Regions from separate parts of the Homo sapiens genome. Here regions 1 and 2 are each linked to region 3. A link is a contact called in ENCODE Hi-C or POLR2A ChIA-PET data. All regions are on one chromosome and are shown on one strand. Each heading gives the region's core, a stretch centred on a gene start or an enhancer-like site at or near the end of the contact. The rest is flanking DNA. Distances are from core to core; before and after follow the strand shown.

What was found. A loop is a pair of places that touch in the nucleus more often than their neighbours do. ChIA-PET counts read pairs that join two places held with the same protein, here RNA polymerase II (POLR2A). Pooled maps may share reads with other maps.
Region 1: a loop to region 3 is called in a map of ascending aorta, with 14 times the contacts of the local background. The contact joins the promoter of FYCO1 here to the promoter of EXOSC7 in region 3. A Hi-C loop is called at or near these places in 2 of 168 maps with a recorded cell type or tissue (CD8-positive, alpha-beta T cell and ascending aorta) and 5 of 50 pooled maps. POLR2A ChIA-PET finds 5 or more read pairs at or near these places in 1 of 52 experiments (HEK293T).
Region 2: a loop to region 3 is called in a map of CD4-positive, alpha-beta T cell, with 5 times the contacts of the local background. The contact joins the promoter of POMGNT2 here to the promoter of EXOSC7 in region 3. A Hi-C loop is called at or near these places in 2 of 168 maps with a recorded cell type or tissue (CD4-positive, alpha-beta T cell and CD8-positive, alpha-beta T cell) and 5 of 50 pooled maps.

Annotation. Positions count from the first base shown.
Region 1 is chr3:45,994,412-45,997,111 of GRCh38, forward strand. FYCO1 (FYVE and coiled-coil domain autophagy adaptor 1) reads right to left here and starts at 1,413. Exons shown (of 18, transcript NM_024513.4): 1 at 1,311-1,413. LOC105377063 (a long non-coding RNA gene) reads left to right here and starts at 1,492. Exons shown (of 3, transcript XR_940799.3): 1 at 1,492-1,678. RefSeq lists enhancers at 1,212-1,711, 1,212-1,261, 1,282-1,441.
Region 2 is chr3:43,104,686-43,107,385 of GRCh38, forward strand. POMGNT2 (protein O-linked mannose N-acetylglucosaminyltransferase 2 (beta 1,4-)) reads right to left here and starts at 1,394. Exons shown (of 2, transcript NM_032806.6): 1 at 1,151-1,394. RefSeq lists a silencer at 1,162-1,481.
Region 3 is chr3:44,974,983-44,977,682 of GRCh38, forward strand. EXOSC7 (exosome component 7) reads left to right here and starts at 1,262. Exons shown (of 8, transcript NM_015004.4): 1 at 1,262-1,352. The coding sequence starts at 1,296. ZDHHC3 (zDHHC palmitoyltransferase 3) reads right to left here and starts at 1,192. Exons shown (of 7, transcript NM_001135179.2): 1 at 951-1,192. RefSeq lists an enhancer at 172-716 and silencers at 939-1,038, 1,159-1,228.

The DNA of each region.
Region 1 (2,700 bases), core at 163-2,662, 1.0 Mb after region 3:
CTTTAGGAGAGATCCTATTAATCAAAGGAGGCTGAGATCCATCACTGTGACAATTAGCTCTTATTTTCAGGGTGATAATAACCACGGTGCACAACTAGTATGGGGCATTCAATGCTTTCAGAACAGTGGTTGTCACAGAAGGGAGGGTCAAGTGGAGCTCACTCAACAGGGGTCCACTTCAGAAGGTGGGAACTACTGAAAGCAGAAAACCTTGGCATGATAGCTCCAGCTCCCCACCCCTCCCCCACACCAGCCCCCAACACCCTCCAGCCGCATTAGGCAGATGGCAGGGGAATTAAGCTTGCAGCCTGAGACCACAAGGCCTGCACGGGCAGGAGAACCAGTGAGCAGATTAAGCCCTGGATCCTCTGCCCCGCAAAAGCCCCTGACCCATTTCTCTGTCGGGAAAGGAAACTGCTGTGGTAAGACAAGCAGAGGGGCTGAGAGGCTCTGGCCAACACAGGCAGTTTCAACAAGTGTTCTATTTTTTTTTCTGGAGAGGACACCCAATGGGAACAGTGAAGAGTGACAGGGACATCAGAGAATACATGTGCTTTAACAGGGGGCCACGCGGTTAACGTGTCAACCACATGTGCTTTTCTTACAAAAAATAAAATCCCGCCATCCTCCCCCCTCCCCGCCCCACCCCCGCCAGGTTTCAACAGCACGGACTCCAGTCCAGTGCAGTGCCGCCACACCAGAGACAACAGGTGTTTCGGGAAAAGACCCCTGGGGGCTAGCTCGAGACCCTGCGCATGGGCACAAGGGGCAGTGGATAGTGAATAGGTCTTGGCCAAAGGATGGGCCAGGAAGAAAGAAGCTTCTTCCCCTCCTGGGAAGAGGGCAGAGATCCGAGCACCAGCGGAGTCTTGCAAAGTGAAGGTCTGGGCTGTCCCGGCCCAACTGGGCCAGAGACTAAACTTCCTAAAGACCACGCAGGCAGGAACTCCGGGGCCTGCCCCATCCTGCGCTAAGACATTCAGGCTTGTTCTGAGACGCCGCATGGTGGGCTCCTTTCCTTTGCGGGCCCTCCGCCCTCCGGGGTCTTGGAACTGGTGTTTGGGGTCTGTCTTTCTAACCGACCAACAGAGGCAGGCTGGGTGCCTGGGCCGGCTTCCACCTGCCCGAGGTGCTTCCCGGCCCGCTGGGCAAGGACGGGGGCGCTCGGGCAGGGTCTGAGGGAGACCTGGGATGGGCGGGGACTGTAAGGGCAACAGGTGACAAGCCGCGCCCCGAGCGAAGCTCTCGCCTCAGGGATCGTGAGCGACCCAGGTGCCCCCAGAGTCCAGCCGGTCTTCCGCGGCACTTACGCGCTCGTGGGTCCACCGCCGGGCAGAACCGAAACTTTCTGGGGCCAAGCGGAAGAGGACGGGAACGCGGTGCTGACGGCCATGACGCGCACACCAAGAGGGTGGCGGGGGCGGACTACAACTCCCGGCGTGCTCCCCGGGGCTGAGGCCTGCAACTCCCATCGGACTCCCGGGGCTCCGACTACAACTCCCGGCGACTCCGCAGGGCGGGGTTTAAGTGCTCCCACCGCCCAGTCCCCGGACCGACTGTCCCACCCGCGACCCATGCTGGCCCCAGGTTAACGCCTGCAACCCCGGAGGGCCACAAATCAAAGGTCTGGCATCTTGACAACAACGCTGTTCTTGTGTGGCTAAGGAGCACTCCAAAGGTAGCTAGTTCGAGTTGAATCGTGCACGTGCTGTAAGTGTGAAATACACCTAGGTACCAAAGAGTCCGAAGAATGTTAACTAGCTCATTAATTTTTAGTGATTGCATGTTAAAATGATAATATTTTGATATATTGGGAAATAGAAAAACATGTATTGGTGGGCCTAATTTCCCATCTTTTAATCCCCCTTATTTCTTAATATCAGGGTCTTACTTAAAATTAGTGCTCAAAAACTACGTGTTTATGAACTACCACCCCTAACTTTGGCCCCATCCTCAGCCCAACTTCTATTTATAAGATGGGTGTTGCAAAGCACTGTGGAACTGAATACGATAGAACAAAATGCATTCAATCAGTGTCCGCTATGGGCACAGTAGAAAAGAGGAACACTACACGGGGACTTTGGCTTCTAACTGACTGCATTCCTTAGCTGTGGCTGGCTATCCTTTACTCTCTGCCCTAGTTCTCATCATTTAAGCCAGAAACAGCTCTCTCCCTTGTAGGACCTAGCTCGTGGTATCCAGTCAGGAACCGTGGTGGCCCAACATTCTAAACTGAGGAAGCAGGGTGTTGTCTGGGTACAATAATACAGAAAGAAAATCAATTTCTTAGTCGATTTTAGGCTATGACATCTCATTAGCCATCTAATTTTATAAATTAGATGTAGCTAAAACAGTGAGTTGGATGGATGGAGTAGTCAGTTTGGGGGTGGGGTTGGGAGGAGGTACATGAATAGAAGTGATTTCCACTCTTGTTAACAGAAAGGAGAACAGAAAGAAAACGGGGGGAGTGAGAAGATGACAAAGAGAAAAGTAATCAATGTAGTGGTCTAAGAGAAATCATTGCTCCAACCACTGTCTGAACAGCTTCATGCAATATTAAGGATGAGAGAGATTTTAATGTTGGTCATCTGGTCCAATATCCTTGTTTGAAACTGTGTGGGGAAAAAAAAACCTCCCTCAAACCGTATTTTTCCTCTACTCTTACACAACAGCAATCATCAACACAGGAGAATAATTTGG
Region 2 (2,700 bases), core at 144-2,643, 1.9 Mb before region 3:
CTAGTACCATTAAAGATGAACCTGGACTCCAAGCACCTCTAACACTTTCTGTCGTTAGTCACCACGACTGCTGATATTTGCCACACACTTACTGTTAGACATACTGGGCTGAGGACTTGCCTGGCACTATTTCATCCCCACTGCAACCCCGTGATAAAGGCACTGTACTTTCATCTCCACTTCACAGAGAAAGAAACAGAGGCTAAGAGAGGATAAGTGACTTGCTTAAACGCACACCGCTAGTAGCCGAGAACCAAGATTTGAAGGCGGGGCACATATTGTAGTAAACATTTGGTGAATGAAACCTCCTCTGTCTATGCTCTTAGCTACTAAGTCCTATCAAGCTCGCCCCATAACCCTGAAGTCATCCTTTTCCACGCGGAGCCTTGCTTCTCCCAAGAGTACGCTCTAAGTGTTGGCTGGCAATAAAGTAGGCAGACACTGGTCGCCCTGCACCTGGTGCAAGACTCTGGCCTGACGGTCACATACTTTAGCAGAGAGTTCCCATCAGTGAGCTGGAGACGGGTTCCTAAACACACACATGGAGTCAGGAGTTCACTGGGTTCCTTCTTCAGAGGCTACTCTGGCACTGCCAAGCAGGCCGTGGCAAGCTCTTACCACCGGACACACATGGTAGGTGCCCTACTGGCCCCCAAAGCGCCCAGGAATCAGCTGCAGGCCTGCCGGGGTTCTGCCTTCAAAGGCAGTTGGGGAGGCCCAGGCCCGCTCCGCGCACCTCGCGTGGCTCCCCACCACCCCCGCCAAATGTGCACCACCCATCACCTCCCAAAGCAAAAGGGCCTGAGGACCCGACGCCAGTGCCTGCCACGAGCTGAGGGCTCGAACTGGCAAGCCCCAGGGCGTTGCCCAGGTCCCCGGCCCCCGGCCCCCGACCCCCAATCCCCGGCCCCCGACCCTGAGGGTCCACCCCCGCCCCGCCCACCTCCCGCGCCTCCCTCAGCTCGCTTCACACGTCACCCCTCAGTTCTGCAAACTCTCCTGGATCCCGAAGGCGTCCTAGAACCTCCCCCTCACCCCGGGGCCCAGCACCGCGTCGTCCCCTCCAGGGGGCCGAGGGTTCGACACCTCCACTTCAAGTCCCAGGCGGGTGTCGGAGTCCGCTCCAGCCCCAAGCGCGCGCGCGTCTTACCTGAAGCCTGGACTCCGCGGGACGAAGCCACCTCCGCCGACGCGTCCAGGAGGCCCCACGGCGGCGCCGCTTTCCCACCCCGCCGCCGCCCCCAGCGCCAGCTTCTGGCCCAGGAGGCCCAGAAGGCCCAGGCAGCCAGCACAGGTTTGGCCGCGCCGCCGGGTTCGCAGCGACCGCCACCTCCAGGCTCGCAGGTGTCCGCCGTGCGCCTGCCCGGCGGGCGAGCCCGGCGCGGAGCCTGTGCGCCTGCGCAGAGCCGCGAGTTCGGTTGCCCTGGCCCCGGCCACAACCTTGGCTCGCGGAATCCTGGGAGGTGTAGTTTTGCGTACGAGGACAGCCCGCGCCGCCACCAGCCTGCGGAATGTTGGGAGTGATAATTTGCGCCGAGAGGCTGAGTTTTACTTAGTGTTAGGATTACACAGTTATGGCAGTTCTGATAATAAATTTAAATGCAAGTTTAACCAACAACCAAATGTCATTGTAAAGTCAAGGTAATTAATACGTTTACATGCTTTTAAAAATTGTAATGCTACAGAGAACTTACAAAAGCACCAGTCCTCTGCGGCACCATTCCATTAACCAGCTGTCACCTTATCCCACCGTCCAGTCCTGGCTGTCCAGTCCTCAAGGGCAGCTACTTATGGCTGTGGCATCTGGCATTCCCGCGGATTCTCCGAATATACATATGCCCCTATTTCTTGAGTTATGAATTTTAGATCTTTTGACTTCTTTTTTAGATCTCTTGACTTTTTTTGAACTTAAGTCATCTAGAGATGCACCTACCACCACCAACTCCACCTCCATAGAGTTATAAGATTTCTACCTATCAAATTGGGAAAGCCCTGACTTTAATTTATGATTATTTTAAATTAGCCCAAATGTTAAGGTATTAAGTTGGTAAATTTTTGCAGGGCAATTTGTCAATACAGCCAAAAACCTTTAAAAACATGTAGTCAAAAGCCTCTAACCAAGAAATTCTAATAATTGTGGATGACTGCAAAGGCTGAATAGTGTTGTTTAGATGATAATAAACTGAAAGGCTGAAGTGGTGATATTACTTTCAGAGAGAGTAGAATTGACAGCAAGGAAAATTACCAAGAATAAAAAAGGGATAATTATATAATGATAAAAGGTTCAATTCACCAAGAAGACATAATTCTAAATGTGGATACACCTAACGACATAGCCTTAACATAAATAAATCAAATGATAGAACCATAATTAGAAATAGACAACTCTGCAACTGTAATTGGAAACTTCAGCATCCCTCTCTCAACAACTGATAGAACACTAGACAGAAAGTCAGCAAGGATATAGAAAAGATCAACACTAATACCATCCTAATCTAATTGATATTTACATAATACTTCACCCACCAACAGAATACACATTCTTTTCAAGCAACCTTGGTATATATATTAAGATAAACTGTATCCTGGATCATAAGTTTTTAAATATACAGAAGACATTAATATATATTTTACCAAAGTAGTTATACAGATGGCAAATAAGGACAGATGTTCATCACTAGCCATAAAGGAAATGCAAAT
Region 3 (2,700 bases), core at 12-2,511:
CAAAGCCTATCTATAGTAGGCTCCCAATAGTTATCTGAAACTGTATTTGAACCCACTATCTGATAAATACCATTTTTTTTTTTTTTTGGCTGAGGGTCCTCAAAAATGGAACATCAGGAAAGTCATCAGAATTGCTTTAACCTGCCCTCCTTGCTTCAACTAATTTGGGTTAACTTTCTCCCATTTATCCACACGGCTCCTTTAAAACTTGCACCATACTTTGTCAGCCCCGCCTTAATGAGTTCCTTTGGTGACCCCAGCTTCACCTTGCAGATATCCTCTCCGGGTATCCAATGCCCATACTCCCACTCGGCCATCGCAAGGGGTTGGGGTTGGCTTTTTTTCGGGCAACTGCTCACAGCTCCCAGTAATCACTTCCATCAAGCCGGGGTTTCCAGTTCCCGCTAGGAAGCGTTGGGGACGTCCGGGCACTGCGCACCTCGCCAGTGCCGGTTACCAAGCGCCTCCTCCCCCGTCTGTGGGACAACGCTCTGGTAAGCACCCGAGGCAAGAGGTCCCAGCAAGGTAATGGGACAGCGTTCGGTCACAGAGAGTGAGCGAGCCAGCGAGAGATATTCCTGGGTGGAGGGGTGGGGACGCCTTAGGACTAGTGTCCCCCATTCCCGGACCCTTCCCACCAAGAACTACCTAGGGAGGGCTGCATCGCCTCTCCAGCCATCCTAGGGACTAGAGAAATGGAGGGGAGAAGAGCAGGGAAACAGCACCCCCGGGCCAATCACGACGTCCGCCCCTCCTTAGTCGGGGTCTCTCTCTCTCTCTCTCTCTCTCTCACACACACACACACACACACACACACACACACGCTCCTAAGTCAACTCCAGCTCTGAGCAACTACGCCGCACGCCTCTCCCACTGGGAGTCCCCCGGCCCGTGAGGCTCGCCTCACCCCAGCTTCTTCACCCCTACCCCAGTTTCCCTTCCCAACTGACCGTGAAGCCGGAGGCAGTTCCCCAGTCCCAGACCCCGGTGGGGCTCCCGCCGCCGCCGCCGCTGCCTTCCCCTGCAGTCCCCAACCCGGGACCCGGCCTCGGGCTTCGGCGATGGCTCCTCGGAACGAGGCGCCGCGGCTCTCTGGACTCGGCCAGACACCGGGCGGCGCGCAGGAGAAGCCCATCGAGCTCTCCCGGCAGTGGCGGCGGCCGCGGCTGCAGGAGCGGCCGCCGCGCAGGTTGATGACGCGCTGACGCGGGGCGGGGGGGGGTGGGACGTGGGGGCGCGGTCCAGAGGAGGGGACGCGCGCAGATGACGTGCGGCTCGTGGGGCAGCTCGGCAGCATGGCGTCCGTGACGCTGAGCGAGGCGGAGAAGGTGTACATCGTGCATGGCGTCCAGGTAGCTACAGCAGCGGCGTTGGGTCGGCCGCCGGGTTCAGCCTGGCCCTGCGGGTCGCGGCCTGCCCTGGGTTTGCCAGTGAGGAGGCAGCCGAGCTGCGGCGACTCTCCGTTTACCTTGTGATTAAACGGTTCTGCTGCCGGCGTTTGCAATTCAGAGCTGGCAACGTGGACGTTTTTAGGACTGTTAGCGCATTTGCAGTTTTGCGGGTCTATAAGATTCCGAACCCGGGCAGGAAGCTTGGGCAGTCTCGGAGGCCTTTTCTTAGTGAGAGAGCATCGGCCCCAGGGCCATCCATTCGGCGTTCGCGCACAGATCTTGTCCGAGCCTCAGTTTTCTCTTCGAGGAAATGGGAGTTTGGAGGTGGGCTTCTGGCCTGCTTTTCCTCACCTCGTGGTTAGGAGGGCGCATGCGAGGTGAACGCACTTTGAAAATACAAATTGCCGTACAAATAAAGGGGGAAGGGTTTTTAAAAAGCGGCTAGGACGCCTGTAATCCCAGCACTTTGGGAGGCCGAGGCGGGCGGATCACGAGGTCAAGAGACCGTCCTGACCAACATGGTGAAACCCCGTCTCTGCTAAAAATACAAAAAAATTTAGCTGGGCGTGGTGGCGCACGCCTGTAGTCCCAGCTACTCGGGAGACTGAGGCAGGAGAATCGCTTGAACCCGGGAGGCGGAGGTTGCAGTGAGCCGAGTCTCAAAAAAAAAGCGGCTAGGCAGCCGATAGCCTAAGTGCTGTTTCCATTTTGCCAATGAAGAACTAAGATCCCTAGGCAGCTATAACCTAATGTCCTCTGTGTTCTATATTAAATCCCTGGTTATGACCACTCCAGAACGAGGGTTGAAAAATGTTGGACCTGGTAACGAGCTACCCTGTATCCTCCTCCGGCTGTGTCTCCACTTGTTAACCTACGGTGTGGTCCTCCTATCAGAGTTCTTCATCCCATCCTTGGCAGAGTTCTGGCGACAGCTCCTACCTCTTTTCCTCATGCCTTTCCTCTGTCAGTACCAACTGCAAAGTCAGTGGTCCCGTGATGTAGCCATCGGATTGAAGCGGCCAGCTATCATTGAAGTCCCACAACGTGAGTTAAGGACATGTCCATTTAAAAATCGTGACCTGCCGTTATCTTCTGGGCCCTTTATATATGAAGAAATGCCAATATTTAGCATATTATGCCTGGATAATAAAGTCAGAACTCACAGTTGCATATTTTAGTTATAATTCAGGATTAACAACAGTGGGACATATGTGTGTATTACAGGGTAACATGTATGTTATTTGTGTGTGAGGGGGCATAAAAATGCCCAAAAGCAGTTAGATATGTCTTTCCCTGCTATATTTTTGTA